2 separate regions of the Homo sapiens genome follow, and region 1 is linked to region 2. Evidence: read pairs that join two places in POLR2A ChIA-PET (ENCODE). Cell type or tissue: MCF 10A. All regions are shown on one strand.

Evidence for each region. Peaks named below come from ENCODE experiments on the same cell type or tissue, not always from the same donor. Only the 100,000 strongest peaks of a DNase experiment are listed, where the experiment ranks them.
Region 1: POLR2A ChIA-PET joins it to region 2 with 5 read pairs; 8 of 35 experiments call an interaction of 5 or more read pairs at or near these places.

Annotation. Positions count from the first base shown.
Region 1 is chr1:153,647,268-153,655,267 of GRCh38, forward strand. No RefSeq gene overlaps it. Among named protein-coding and RNA genes, the nearest start is that of SNAPIN, 7.4 kb to the right of the region's middle. In MCF 10A, no CTCF peak of the experiment used is centred here; a DNase peak (open chromatin) is centred at 6,084.
Region 2 is chr1:153,521,585-153,529,584 of GRCh38, forward strand. No RefSeq gene overlaps it. Among named protein-coding and RNA genes, the nearest start is that of S100A6, 10 kb to the right of the region's middle. In MCF 10A, no CTCF peak of the experiment used is centred here; DNase peaks (open chromatin) are centred at 4,747 and 5,637.

The DNA of each region.
Region 1 (8,000 bases), 130 kb after region 2:
CAGAGGAGACTGATGCTTAAGAGTTCTCTATAAAGGAGGTGACTGCCGTAGCCTAGGCTTCCTTCCTTCTACCTCCATGTCCTTCCTACTTCATTGAAAGAATTTATCCCCAAATCGCTTATGTGGGGCACAGGGAACTCTCCTATCAGCCAAGGGTCCTCCAGCCCCACCTACTGCTCACTACAGTTCCCAGGGTCTCCTGAGGCCTGTGTCCCTGTCATCCTCAGTCACTGGTCGTGTGGGACAAGGTGAGTAAACCTGACCTCCTCTGGGTCAGCCTTTCATTCAGCTGCCATGTGCTGAGGGCTTGCCATACCAACACAAGGCATCCTTTGTAAGGGTAACATTAGGAGCATAGGGAAGAGGTTGATGAGCTGGATCTTTTAAGACAAGGGAAAGTAGAGAAAATACACCAAGCAGAGGGAACCAAGTGTAAAGGTACAGTGCTAAAAGAACACCTGAGGCTGGGCACAGTGGCTTACGCCTGTAATCCCAGCACTTTGGGAGGCCGAGGCGGGTAGATCACCTGAGGTCGGGAGTTTGAGACCAGCCTGACCAACATGGAGAAACCCCGTATCTACTAAAAATATGAAATAAGCTGGGCGTGGTGGCACATGCCTGTAATCCCAGCTACTCGGGAGGCTGAGACAGAAGAATCACTTGAACCCGGGAGGCGGAGGTTGCAGTGAGCCGAGATGGCGCCATTGCACTCCAGCCTGGGCAACAAGAGTGAAACTCCATCTCGAAAAAAAAAAGGTGGTCCTGCTGCTATGAATAGATAGCTCCATGGACCCAGCAGGGGTTAGGGTAGAGGCTCCCACTTATGCCTCGGTGGGCTCTCCCACCTGCGTCACACCCTGGCTAGTGACCCAGTCAGACGTGCTGGGGACCCTGGCTGACCACCTGTACCAGGGGCAAGGAAGGAAGGAGAGGGGAGCATTGTGAAGCAGGGCAGGATGACTCTTGAAGGTGGAGACAGGCCCTGGACAGCTCTGGGACCCTTAATGGTGGCAGCAGCCCCCAGTCATAGGCCTCATTGTGTGGGCAGCCTGGGACAGCTAAGATCCCCATGAGGTCTCTTTAAAGGATTCACTAAATGCTCCATTTAGTCTTGGTTTGTTTTTTTGTTTTGTTTTGTTTTTTGAGATGGAGTCTCGCTCTGTTGCCTGGCTGGAATGCAGTGGTGCAATCTTGGCTCACTGAAAACTCCAACTCCCTGGTTCAAGCAATTCTGCCTCAGCCTCCTGAGTAGCTGGGATTACAGGCATGCGCCACCACACCCAGCTAATTTTTGTATTTTTAGTAGAGACGAGGTTTCACCATGTTGGCTAGGATGGTATCGATCTCCTGACCTCGTGATCCATCTGCTTCGGCCTCCCAAAGTGCCGGGATTACAGGCGTGAGCCACCACGCCTGGCGATTTTGTTTCTTACCCTTTAGTGTAAGGTGATTATCAGCTGAAGATTTAAACACATCCATGAGGAGATGGGGGAAGGGGTTCCTTCAGAAAGTCCTAAAGCTTTCCTCTGGAATTTTTTTTTTTTTTTTGGAACAGAGTTTCACTCTTATTCCCCAGGCTGGAGTGCAATGGCACGATCTGGGCTCACCACAACCTCCACCTCCCAGGTTCAAGGGATTCTTCTGCCTCAGCCTCCCGAGTAGCTGGGATTACAGGCATGCACCACCACGCCCGGCTAATTTTGTATTTTTAGTAGTGATAGGGTTTCTCCATGTTGGTCAGGCTCGTCTCGAACTCCTGACCTCAGGTGATCTGCTCGCCTCGGCCTCCCAAAGTGCTGGGATTACAGGCATGAGCCACCGCACCCAGCATCCCCTTTGGATTTTAATTCAAAGCACATACTCTCAGGAGTTTAATTTCAAGAGGAAAGCCAGTTCAGACAACAGAGAAGAGAAAGGAGGTGGGGGAAAGGTAGACGGGAAAGATAAAAGAAGAAAGGCCCCTAATGTTTTCCTCAGCACTGCCAAGGCAGGACCTCACCCTCAGCCTCTGACCCCTTTGTGATAAGCAGGAGTCCTGGGGCCTGGCCAGATAATTCACCCATGGGGGATGTGGGCAGATGGCAGCTCTCCAGAAGCACCAGTTAAGATAGCTTGAACCACAGACCTGACTACCTGCCCTAACCCCTCCCAGCTCCCACCTCTACTGCTGCCCCTCCAGTTCCTCCACTGAAGCTTCGTAAGGCTCCCCAAACAGAGGTTTGGCCTCCCAGAAAGCAGGATGTACCAGGAATATCCTCATCCCTATCCTTTGGAGCTCACAGAGGCCCAAAGAAGTCTGACTCTCAGGTCTTCCTCCCCAGTTAAAGGCATTACCAGACACCATTCTGTGAACCCTCTCTCCCACAAGAAAGGCCTTCTTCTAAGCCCCACCCAGGCTCTACAGAGGGTGCAGGTTGCAGGTGCCCTCCAGGCAGAGTGCACTATGTGTGCTGCCTGAGAGAATATAGCATGTTCCGGCAGAGCTTCCACCTGGGCCTACCCCAGAACCCACCTTGAGGTAGCCAGCAAGGAGAAGGCAGTTCAACCTAAGCATGGGGAGAACAGAGTCAGAAGAGTCTGAGAGGCAGGGAAGAGCCAGTGCTTCCAGGAGATGAGAAGAGACCTAAAGTCTAGAACAGAAAGGCTTGCAGGCACTGAAATCCCAAAAGCACCCAACTCATCACCCCAAGAAAACAAGCTGCTCCAGGATTCTGGCAGGGATGAGGATTGGCAGTGTGGACACAGCTGGGTTGGCAGTGTATCCTGACCACCAGCTTCCTGCCAAGTGTGTGTTTGTGCCAGTCAGCCTGTGGCAGACACAGCAGCAGGTGGCCCCAGCACATGCGCAGTGGCCATGGGGAGTGAGATCCCTAGGTCTGACTCTTTGGGGGACATTAGCCCTGCCATGGGTGAGTGGGGAGGAAGTCAATAGACTAAGATTATTGGGGGAACATAGGGGCACCCGATCCCATGCAGCCCATAAAACTAGAGGGGTACAGGACGTGAGTATTATGAAGTTTTTCCTAGTGGAGATATGGGAGGGAGCAGGGAGACAGACTGGAAGTGGCCTAGGTAGGAAGTCTGACCTAGGTGTGATTCTTGAGTTGAAGACAGGGAGAAAGTGAGTTGTTATTTCCTAGCCATTACTAACCAGTAGTGGCCAGACACAGTGGCTCACACCTGTAATCCTACCACTTTGGGAGGCTAAGGTGGGAGGATCACTTGAGCCCAGGAGTTTGAGACCAACCTGGTCAACATGGTGAAACCCCATCTCTATAAAAAATACAAAAAAAAAAAAAAAGGTCAGTTGCTGTGGCTCACACCTATAATCCCAGCACTTTGGGAGGCCAAGGCAGGAGGATCACCTGCAGTCAGGAGTTCAAGACCAGCCTGGTCAACATGGTGAAACTTCATCTCTATTTAAAAAATAGAAAAATTAGCCGGGAGCAGTGGAGGGCGCCTATAATCCCAGCTATTGGGGAGGCTGAGGAACAGGAGAACTGCTTGAACCCGGGAGGTGGAGGTTGCAGTGAGCGAAGATTGCACCACTGCACTCCAGCAGGGCAACAGAGCGAGACTCCATCTCAAAAAAAAGAGATTTTGGCCAGGCGCGGTGGCTCACGCCTGTAATTCCAGCATTTTGGGAGGCCAAGGCGAGTGGATCACTTGCGGCCAGGAATTCGAGACCAGCCTGGCCAACATGGTGAAACCCTGTTTCTACTAAAAATACAAAAATTAGCGGGGCATGGGGGCAGGGGGCCTGTAATCCCAGCTACTCGGGAGGCTGAGGCAGGAGAATTGCTTGAACCCAGGAGGCAGAGGTTGCAGTGAGCCGAGATCACACCATTGCACTCCAGCCTGGGCAACAAGGGCAAAACTACATCTCAAAACAGATATATATATAGATATATAGATAGATATAGATATATAGATATATAGATAGATATATAGATATATATAGAAGCTGGGTGTGGTGGCATGTGCCTGTAGTCCCAGCTACTTGAGAGGCTGAAGTGGGAGGGTCACTGGAGCCCAAGAGGTCAAGGCTACAAGGCTACATTGAGCTGTGATCACACCACTGCAGTCCGACCTGGGTGACAGAGTGAGACTCTGTCTCAAACAACAACAACAACAACAACAACAAGCTGGGCGCGGTGGCTCATTCTTGTAATCCCAGCACTTTGGGAGGCCGAGGCAGGTGGATCACTTGAGGCCAGGAGTTTGAGACCAGCGTGGCCAACATGGTGAAACCCTGTCTCTACTAAAAATACAAAAATTAGCCGGGCATGGGGGCAGGGGGCCTGTAATCCCAGCTACTCAGTAGGCTGAGGCAGGAGAATCTCTTGAAACAGGGAGGCAGAGGTTGCAGTGATTTGAGATTGCACCACTGCACTCCAGCCTGGGCGACAGAGCAAGACTCCGTCTCAAAAAAAAAAAAAAAAAAAAAGAAACAAAAACACCCCAAAACAAACTAACCAGTAGAAAGCGAGATGTTTAGAGAGATGGTGGAAAGCTGTATAATACATCAAACTCAACCTGAGCTCCATTTTCTCTGCCCACCCAGGGCTTGCAGAGGTTGCAGGCATCGTGATGGATGCCAGGCAGTAAATACCTATGCATCTGCTGCCTAAGTTTTGTAATGGCTGGCAGCCAGATTAACTGCACCAGATCATCATCCACACCTCCTGCTGAATGGAGATGCAGCTGCACCAGGCACCACAGCTGCTGAACCCAGGTGCTATACACCATACCCAAGCTCAGCTGGGTCCCCAGCCCTAGCTGACCAGGCTGTGTGGCTGCAGGTCAGGGTGCCCCACCAAGCATCAGTCTGCTCAACTGTAAGCATCAGGTGAGAGTTTAGACATAAAAATGCTTGTAAAATATAAGTCCACTATCAGCTGGGCATGGTGGCTCATGCCCATAATCCCAGCATTTTGGGAGGCCAAGGCAGATGGATCACTTGAGGTCAGGAGTTCAAAACCAGCCTAGCCAACATGGTGAAACCCCATCTCTACTAAAAATACAAAAATTAGCCAGGTGTGGTGGCGTGCGCCTGCAGTCCCAGCTACCTGGGAGGCTGAGGCAGGAGAATCACTTGAACCTGGGAGGCAAGAGGTTGCAGTGAGCTGAGATCATGCAACTACACGCTGCACTCCAGCCTGGGTAACAGAGAGAAATTCTGTCTCAAAAAAAAATTATATATATATATAATTTTTTACATACATAATTATATATATATAATTTTATATATATAATACATAGACATATATATATATACACACACACACATATATGTATATAAGTCCCATATAAATAGCTGTAAATCCCCTATGCTGGACAATTGTGGGGAAGATAGAAACCCAACAGGCTCTCTGAGGCAGTCTGCAGAAAGTGGGCTTTGCTTGTGGAGAACCATAGGAGGCTGCTGGAATACAGGAGGATCATGGTCTCTGAATTTTCCTGCACAACGTCTCACTAAATCTGCCCCTCCCTGTCCTCTCCTCCTCCCTTTCTCCTCATATCTCGGTAGGTACCCTCTGCCCTTTTATTGCTCATACTTTTCCTTTATGATACAATTCCTCCTAAGAAAACCAAATACTTGGAACAGAAATGGGGAGGTTGGAAAACAAGACTCATTAGAGAAGCCTTCTGGGTGGTGATCAGGCCTTGGAGGTGGGAACACCATTTCCCTGTGACTTGTGCCCAAGTGAATAAAATCGTACTTTAGATCTAGAGCTTCCTGTAGAGCAGACAAGTGAATTTTCCAGCTGTTGCACAACCAGGAAGAACCTTGTAGCTCTAAATTAATCTTTTTTGCCAGCTCTGTGAAAATGATTCTGAATCCTTTAAATATTTTTCCTTTGACAGCTGGCACAATGTTTGTCAATAGAGGACACTGGAGGAACATTTCAGGAGGAACCATTACTTCCTTGTTCTGGTGGGTCCCGGAACATGACTTCAGGACTCATCTCCGGCAGTGCATGGCAGCCAGTAGTACCCAGTGGGCAGCAGCTTCAGGCTGTTTCATAAGGGAATGCCTCCTGTGAGCCACCTCCCATACACAGCTTTCCCAGGCACTCTAGAGTGTAGAATTCTAGAGGTAAGTTCTGGAAGGCAGATTTCTGGCACATTCCACCAACATGCCATCAGAGCAACTTCTGAGTCATTCAGTGAGCCACAGCCATGCCCTTTTCTTTTTTTCTTTTTTTTGAGATGGGGTCTCACTCTGTTACCTAGACTGGAGTGCCATGGCTTGATCTCGGCTCACTGCAACCTCCACCTCCCAGGTTCAAGAGATTCTCCTGCCTCAGCCTCCCAAGTAGCTGGGCTTACAGGTGCTCACCACCACACTTGGCTAATTTTTGTATTTTTAGTAGAGACAGGGTTTCACCAAGTTGGCCAGGCTGGTCTCGAACTCCTCACCTCAAGTGATACACCCACTTTAGCCTCCTAAAGTGCTGGGATTACAGGCATGAGCCACCACACCCGGCCTTTTTGTGTGTGTGTGAAGCAGAGTCTCGCTCTGTCACTCAGGCTGAAGTGCAGTGGTGCCATCTTGGCTCAGTGCAACTTCCACCTCCTGGGTTCAAGCGATTCTCCTGCCTTAGCCTCCTGAGTAGCTGGGATTACAGGCATGTGCCACCACACCCGTATTTTTAGTAGAGACAGGGTTTTGCCATGTTGGCCAGGCTGGTCTCGAACTCCTGACCTCAAGTGATCCACCTGCCTCAGCCTCCCAAAGTGCTGGGATTACAAGCATGAGCCACTGCACCCGGCCAAGCCATGCCCTTTTCAACAATGTCTGGATCTCAGACCTGGTGGCTAGAGCTCTTCCCTGTGTGCTCTAACTCTAGGAGTAACAGCCGCTCCTAACATCTGCTCTTCCTATGTGCTTTAGAGTTCTCTCTGCTTATTAGCCAATTCCTCATTACTCCAATCCCCCATCACCAAATAGAGTTGATAACTCTTTACAGTAAACTATCCCTGTTGATATTGTGTCATTTGTCTCTCTTCATTGGACCCTGACATACAAACAGCATGGTGGTTGTATGTGCAGTAGTTGGATGGGAAGGGGCATTCTTAGGACCTGCATCTTCAGTCTCTCTGGAAAAGCCAAGGCCTGGAGGAGGGCCACAGCTATACGATACAGGTGAAGGCAGGCAGGAAGGGGCTTTTGTGCTGAATACCTTGGGCCTAAAGTGTGATAAATGTTTAGAGAATGAAAAATTACACTAGCACTGGCCTTCAACCTCTTATCAAATTTCAGGGATTCTTCAAGACCCTTGTCCAGTTTTCCTCACAAGTGTCCCAGGAACAAAGGACAGAGTCTAAAATTCCTTTCAGCACTACTTTTCTCTAAGCAGGGGTATTATGAAATCTGACTGGTATTTCAGAATGCAGACTGACCTGGAATATAGAGACTACAGGCAAGATCAGTCAGGAGGCCTTTGCAATAGACCCCATGAGAAATAAAGTTCAAGAAAAAGGAAAGCATAAAAACAAAACACATGCTTTTCCTCAGAGAACCAGCCTTTGAAGTCAGATTACTAGATAACCATACTAAAAAATTATTTGTTGTTGCTGGGCACGGTGGCATACGCCTGTAATCCCATCACTTTGGGAGGCCAAGGCGGGTGGATCACCTGAGGTCAGGAGTTTGAGACCAGCCTGGCCAACATGGTAAAACTCCGTCTCTACTAAAAATACAAAAATTAGCCAGGCGTGGTGGCAGGCACCTGTAAGCCCAGCTACTCAGGAGGCTGAGGCAGGAGAATTGCTTGAACTCGGGAGGCAGAGGTTGCAGTGAGCCGAGATCGCGCGACTGCACTCCAGCCTGGGAAACAAGAGTGAAACTCCATCTAAAAAAAAAAAAAAAAGAGCCAGGCATGGGGGCGGGCGCATGTAATCCCAACTACTCGGGAAGTTGAGGCTGGAGAATTGCTTGAACCCGGAGGTGGAGGTTGCAGTGAGCTGAGATCATACCCCTGCACTTCAGCCCA
Region 2 (8,000 bases):
TGAGTTTCTATTGTCATAGTGAGAGGTGACAGCGTGCTGGCAGTCCTCACAGCCCTGGCTCGGTCTCGGCGCCTCCTCTGCCTGGGCTCCCACTTTGGCGGCACTTGAGGAGCCCTTCAGCCCACCGCTGCACTGTGGGAGCCCCTTTCTGGGCTGGCCAAGGCCGGAGCCGGCTCCCTCAGCTTGCAGGGAGGTATGGAGGGAGAGGCGCGAGCGGGAACTGGGGCTGCGCGCGGCGCTTGCGGGCCAGCTGGAGTTCCGGGTGGGTGTGGGCTTGGCGGGCCCCACACTCGGAGCAGCCGGCAGGCCCTGCCGGCCCCGGGCAATGAGGGACTTAGCACCAGGGCCAGCGGCTGCGGAAGGTGTACTGGGTCCCCCAGCAGTGCCGGCCCACCGGCGCTGCACTCCATTTCTCGCCGTGTCTCGCCGCGCGGCAGGGCTCGGGACCTGCAGCCCGCCATGCCTGAGCCTCCCACCCGCTCCGTGGGCTCCTGTGCGGCCGAGCCTCTCCGACGAGCGCCACCCCCTGCTCCACGGCGCCCAGTCCCATTGACCACCCAAGGGCTGAGGAGTGCGGGCGCAAGGCGCGAGACTGGCAGGCAGCTCCACCTGCAGCCCTGGTGCAGGATCCACTGGGTGAAGCCAGCTGGGCTCCTGAGTCTGGTGGGGAGGTGGAGAACCTTTATGAGTAGCTCAGGGATTGTAAATACACCAATCAGCACCCTGTGTCTAGCTCAGGGTTTGTGAATGCACCAATCGACACTCTGTATCTAGCTACTCTGGTGGGGCCTTGGAGAACCTTTGTGTGGACACTCTGTATCTAGCTAATCTGGTGGGGACGTGGAGAACCTTTGTGTCTAGCTCAGGGATTGTAAATGCACCAATCAGCACCCTGTCAAAACAGACCACTCCCGTCTACCAATCAGCAGGATGTGGGTGGGGCCAGATAAGAGAATAAAAGCAGGCTGCCCTAGCCAGCAGTGGCAACCTGCTCGGGTCTCCTTCCACACCGTGGAAGCTTTGTTCTTTCGCTCTTTACAATAAATCTTGCTGCTGCTCACTCTTTGGGTCCACACTGTCTTTATGAGCTGTAACACTCACTGCGAAGGTCTGCAGCTTCACTCCTGAAGCCAGTGAGACCAGGAACCCACCAGGGAGGAGGAACAGAACTCCAGATGCCCCGCATTAAGAGCTGTAACACTCACCACGAAGGTCTGCAGTTTCACTCCTGAGGCAACAAGACCACGAACCCCACCAAAAGGAAGAAACTCTGAGAACACATCCGAACATCAGAAGGAACAAACTCCAGACATGCCGCCTTTAAGGACTGTAACACTCACCGCGAGGGTCTGCGGCTTCATTCTTGAAGGCAGTGAGACCAAGAACCCACCAATTCCAGACACAATAGCCTCCCAGGCTGGGTGCAGTGGCTCACAGTCTGTAATCCCAGCACTTTGGGAGGCCAAGGCAGGTGGATCAGCTGAGGTCTGGAGTTCAAGATCAGCCTGGCCAACATGATGAAACCCCATCTCTACTAAAAATACAAAAATTAGCCAGGCATGGTTGTGGGAGCCTGTACTCCCAGGTACTGGGGAGGCTGAGGCAGGAGAGTCACTTGAATCCGAAAGGTGGAGGTTGCGGTGAGCTGAGATCACACCACTGCACTCCAGCTTGGGCAACAGAGTGAAACTCTGTCTCAAAAAATATATATATAATATAATATATACAGAGCATTATTAGAGAAAAATAATCACTATGTATTACTACAAATATTGCAGAAGACATAACAATTCCGAACTTGTTTGTATCTTTTAGTATAGCCTCAAAAAATATAAAGAAAATGACTGAATTACTAAAATAAATTTATAAAATCACAGTCTTAGTGGGATATTTCAACATGCTTCTTTCAGTAATTGAGAGATCAAGCAGACAAAAAGAGAACCTCAATAAGAAAAAAAGAAAACATGACTACAGAACACACATTCTTCTGAAGCACCCACACAACTTTTATGAAAATTGACTACATGCTAGAGCAAAACAAGTCTGAACATATTTTGTAAAATTATACAATAAATCCCCTGCTATCAAAACACAATGTAATTAAAAATCAGTAACAAAAGGATAACTAGAAAAAAGGTACATGTATGAAAGTTTAAAAATATACTTCTAAGAAATATTCATGGGAAGATAAGAAATCATAATGAAAATTTGAAAAACTACACTTTGACCAATCAATAAAGAAAAGGAAACCTTAAAAATGTGGAAAAATCAGCCAGGTGAGGTGGCTCACACCTGTAATCCCAGCACTTTGGGAGGCCGAGGCGGGCAGATCACTTGAGGTCAAGAATTCAAGACCAGTCTGGCCAACATAATGAAACCCCATCTCTACTAAAAGTACAAAAATTAGCAGGATGTGGTGGCAGGTGCCTGTAATCCCAGCTACTGGGGAGGCTGAGGTGGGAGAATCACTAGAACCCGAGAGGTGGAGGTTGCAGTGAGCCGAGATCGCACCACTGCACTCCAGCCTGGGCAACAGAGCAAGACCCTGTCTCAAAAAAAAAAAAAAAAAAAAACCAAGAACACAAAATAGATGGTAGGAATAAGAACAAATATATCAGTAACATCAATACATATGAATGAATTAATTGTTCCAGTTAGAAAAGAGAAATCAACTGGTCAGATTTTTTAAATCCATATGTGCTATTTACATAAAAACAAATCTAAAGCAAAAGAATACAAAAGATTAACAGGAGAAGAATGAAAAAATATATAACATGTAAATATAACCAAACAAAAGCTGGTTAATATAACATGTGTAGAACTAACCAATATATATATTGTTTAGGCTGGGCGTGGTGGCTCACACCTGTAATCCCAGCACTTTGGGATGCCAAGCCAGGTGGATCACCTGAGGTCAGGAGTTCGAGACCAGCCTGACCAACATGGCAAAACCCCATCTCTACTAAAAATACAAAAATTAGTTGTGTGTAGTGGCGCGTGCCTGTAGTCCCAGCTACTCAGGAGGCTGAGACCAAAGAATAGCTTGAACCCAGGAGAAGGAGGTTGCAGTGAGCCAAGATCATGCCACTGCACTCTAGCCTGGGTGACAAAGCGAGACTCTGTCTCAAAGAAAAAAAAATAGAGAGAGAGAGAGAGTTTAGTAACTCCAGCTGGTTACATATTATGTACATTTATAAGACAATATAAAACTTATTGGGTAGCTAAAATAGTACTTAGATGAAGTATATAGCCTTAAAGTTATATATTAGAAAAGACAAAAGTCTAAAAATAAATGAATCGGGCCAGGCGTGGTGGCTCACACCTGTAATTCCAGCACTTTGGGAGGCTGAGGCAGGAGGATCACTTGAGGTCAGGAGTTCTAGACCAGTGTGACCAACATGGCAAAACCCGGTCTCTACTAAAAATACAAAAATTAGCCAGGTGTGGTGGCGCATGCCTGTATTCTCAGCTACTCAGGAGGCTGAAGTAGGAGAAGCTCAAACCTGGGAGGTGGAGGCTGCAGTGAGCAGAGATCGTGCCACTGCACTCCAGCCTAGGGACAGAGTAAGACTGTCCTAAAAAAAAAAAAAAAAAAAAAGAGAGGGTGACAGAAAGAGAGAGAGAGATCAGCCTGGGCAACATGGCAAAACCTCGTCTCTATTTAAAAAAAAGAAAAAGAAAGAAAGAGAGAGAGAGAGAAAGGAAGAAAGGAAGGAAGAAAGAAGAAAGAAAGAAAAGAAAAGAAAGAAAGTTAGTTCTCCCTATTCTTGGTTTTCTGAGATTTTTTTTTCCCCCAGCACAGCACAGCAGTTCTACAGAAAGGCCACCAGACTGCTTATTCATATGGACCTCTAGTCACCCCTGGCAGTGTTTTCCAGCCAGCAAAGGTTTCAAACCTCCCTGGATGGAGCTCAGAGAGGAAGGGATGAGCCACCATCTGTGCTGTTTGGCTGCTTTAGCCACTCTTGCCTTTGGGCTTTGAGGAGTCTGAGGCAACTGGGGGCTGGAGCGGACCTGCAGCATACCACAGCTGCTCTACAAAAACATGGCCAGACTGCTTTTTTAAGCAGGTCTCTGATCCTATTCCTCCTTGCTGGGCAGGAGGTTAATAAGCTGGTCTGCAGCTACCTCTGCCATTGTTTTCCAGCAAGCAGCAGTTCCAAACCTCCTTCAACCTGCCCAGGTCATTGTGCACAAGGGGTCGAAGGATGGAGCTGTCAGAGGTGTGGAGTCCTAATAGGAAAAAGGAGTCAGGCTGGTGGGACCAGGGAAAAGCAAAAAGAGAAAGCAGATCAGCTATAAGTGGGCCTTTCTTCATGATCCAGGACTCATAGCACTCATGTACAAATAACTCACAATCTTCCTGTGCCCAACTGATAGAGGATTTTGCTCCTTAACTCAGCTAAATCCAGGTTCTTGTGTTACAACCAGGAAACATTAGGCATATGGATGCATTGAAGGATGAGGAGGGTGAAATTTATTGAGCAAAAGAGGGGTCCCCTCTCAGCAAATAGAGGGGTCCTGCAAACAGGTTTCCACCTCACAATTGAATACCAGGGCTCCCACATATGCACTGAAGAGTCAGGCTCCTTCCCTTGCATAAGGTATGAATTCCTGGTGGCTCCACCCCGACCTTTCGGTGTGCATGGGGGCCCTTAGTCTGAGCCACTCCACATTGATTTATTTCCCTTACTGTGCATGTGTTAAGGGATGGAATTTTTCACCGTGCACATGTTTAGGCAAGCCCCTGTGCACAATGACCTGGGCGGGTTGGAAGTTCTCCAAGGACACTTCCCTATCTGCCTAGGCATTTGGCTGGCCGTTGCCTCTATCACAACTATCACCAGACCCTCAGCTGATAGAAATTGGAAGTTAGCTCACTGCAACCTTGGCATTGTCGGTACTGCTGTGCCGATGTAACCATCCGTACACAGAAAAGAGCCATCCTATAAAATCCCCAGCAAGCCTTTGTTTCCTTGCAGTCAGCTCCTCTCTTGCTGACTCTGCCAGTTGCTCTTTTGCAACATATTCATACTTTCTCTAATAAATCTGCCTATCTTTACCTACAACTATCTTGGTAAATTATTTTACCGTCCACACATTACCAGCCCCAGAGAGTTGCTGCTCACCTGTGACATTTTAGTTGCCCGTAGGGGAACTCTCTCTCCTTATGGGGAACTCTCTCACCTCTCTCTTTCTCTTTCCCAACTGGGGACCCTTGGTGGACAGCATCTAAGCATAAAAACAACTATAGGTCTCTGGCTGGAGCTACACTTAGGTGGAACTAAACGGTGTCCATGTGGAACTGTCTTACGGCTACCACCCATTTGGGTGAGAGGCCTAAGTTTATGTTATCTTTTCAGTCTCCCAGCAGCTGGCTTCTAGTATCCCTCTGGCAATTGACAGCAACTAGCCCAGGCCACTTTCCAGTGTTACCTGAAGGCCAGAGGGTGAATGGGGCTGGCCACCTTGCCCAGAAGGGAAGAAGGCTCTCTCCTGTATTTTCTGGTTGGAAGTCCCTAATCCCTATGCATGCAACTGGCCATGGATGCTCATTCAGAGCAAATTCACACACGTTTTGGGTGACTCAGACCCTCTCTTTCTTACTCTAAATTCTCCTGTGGAGTCAGCCAGGCATCCTGTCCCAGATGTTGCTAAATCAGGTGATCTCAGACAGCCTCGGAACAATGAGTCTTCCCCTACCCGCCCCCTCCGCTGGGCTAGCACAGGCAGAGCTCTCCCTTCACCTGTTTTCCTTGTACCTGGATTGGCCTTATGCGGGATGGCCAATGCAGGTACAAGGAAGCAGCCAAGTGGTCTTTTCTAATAGGTGGGACCCCCCTTTAGAAAGTGCACCCCCAAGTCCCTCAGCAGACACAGTGGAACCCTTTTTCATCTTGGAGGGACACCTCGAGAGAAAGTGTGGTTCATGCTCCAAAAAGAGTCCCGCCCCCAAGCACATGGTTCCCAGGCCCACCATGGGACAAACCCCGTCTGTTCCTTCAGACTCACCTCTAGGCTGCATCCTAAAGTATTGGGGCAAATTCAACCCCCAAACTCTCAAAAAAGAAACATCTGGGTTTTCTTGTGTAATACAGCATGGCCGCTATGCAGGAAATCCTCAAATTAACCTCCTCAGTCTTTTATCATTGAGAGCAGAATAAGGATAACAGGACTAAAAAGAGAAAGAAAAATGCAGAGACAGGAGGCAGACTCAACTGTTGGCTGCTTCACAAGCCCTCAGCTCCCTCCAGGTTTCCTTAAAAGCACTCGTCCAAGTAATTGCCATCAGTGCAGAAGGCCAGGCCGATAAAAGACAAAGTGCCCCGATAAAATAAATGGGAAAAAGCCCTGTATGGCTTAGCACCTCTGCCACAAGCTCAGCCAGTGGAAACAGGACTGCCCTGGAAACCAAAGGGCCCCTGGGAAGGAATCCTAACCCCTGATGGCCGTGAGCTAAAGGGGCTCTCTTCTCCAGCTGAAAAGATCTCACCTTAACTGGTGAGTTGTGAAAGGGGATGAATTTGTCCCAAACCGTGTAGGTCTGGGGTGCTAAGGCTCTCCCTAATGGGAAATAAACAAGGGTGGTAGGGTGCTGCCACCACTCCGTGCAGTGGCTAGAAGGCTCACGCCTGTAATCCCAACATTTTGGGAGGCCAAGGCGGGCAGATCACTTGAGATCAGGAATTTAAGACCAGCCTGGCCAACATGGCGAAACCCTGTCTCTACTAAAAATACAAAAATTAGCCAGGCGACTAATTTTTGGTGACGGGCACCTGTAATCCCAGCTACTTGGGAGGCTGAGGCAGGAGAATCACTTGAACCCAGGAGGTTGGAGGTTGCGGTGAGCTGAGATCAGGCCACTGTACTCCAGCCTGGGTGACAAAGTGAGAATCCATCTAAAAAATATATATAGATATATAGATATAGATATATACCTCAATAAAATTGTTTAAAATTTTTTTAAAGACATACAAATGGCCAAGAAGTATATGAAAAAATGTTCAGCATCACTAATCATCAGGAAAATGCAAATCAAAACCATAATGAGATATCTCATCTCAGTTAAAATAGGGTATCAATAAAATATCTATTATCAAAAAGACAGAAAATAACAGATGCTGGCAAGGATGTGCAGAAGAGAGAACACTAGTCTATTCTTGGTGGGAATGTAAATTAGTACAGTCACAATGGAGAACAGTATGGCGGTTTCTCAATAAAGTGAAAATAGATCTGTCATACGATTCAGCAATCCCACTGCTGGTAATATATCAAAAGGAAAGAAAATCAGTATATCAAAGGGATATTTACATCCTCATGTTTATTACAGCACTATTTATAATAGTCGAGATATGGAATCAGCCTAAGTGTCCATTAATGGATGAATGAATAAAGGAAATGCAGTATATATACACAATGGGATACTAGTCATTCACAAAAAAAGAATGAAATCCTTTCACTTGCAGCACGATACAGAAATACAAACATCAAATGTTCTCACTCATATATGGGAGATAAAAAAGTAAATCTCATAAAGGCAGAGAGTAGGATGGTGATTCCCACAGGCTGGGAAGGGTAGAGGACGGGGGAGGATAAAGAGAAGTTGGTTAATAGGTACAAAAATACAGTTAAACAGAAGGAACAAATTCCAGTGTTCCATAACACAGCAAGGGACCTTTAGTTAAAAGAACGTATAGCAAATTTCAGAACAGCTAGAAAAAAAGATATGGAATGTTCCCAACACAAAGAAATGGTAAATGTTTGAGGTGATGGATACCCAATTACCCTGATTTGATCATTACATATGGTATGCTTGTATCAAAATATCACACGTACCCCATAAATATGTACCGCTATTATGCATCAATAAAAAATCATGTTGCACATGAAAAAAATAGAAGAGATTAGCTGAGAGTCTAGCACCTTTTAAACATCTGAATAGGAAATATTTGCCATCTATTGCCTCTAAGGGTGGCCGCCTATGAGACTTCATCTACATA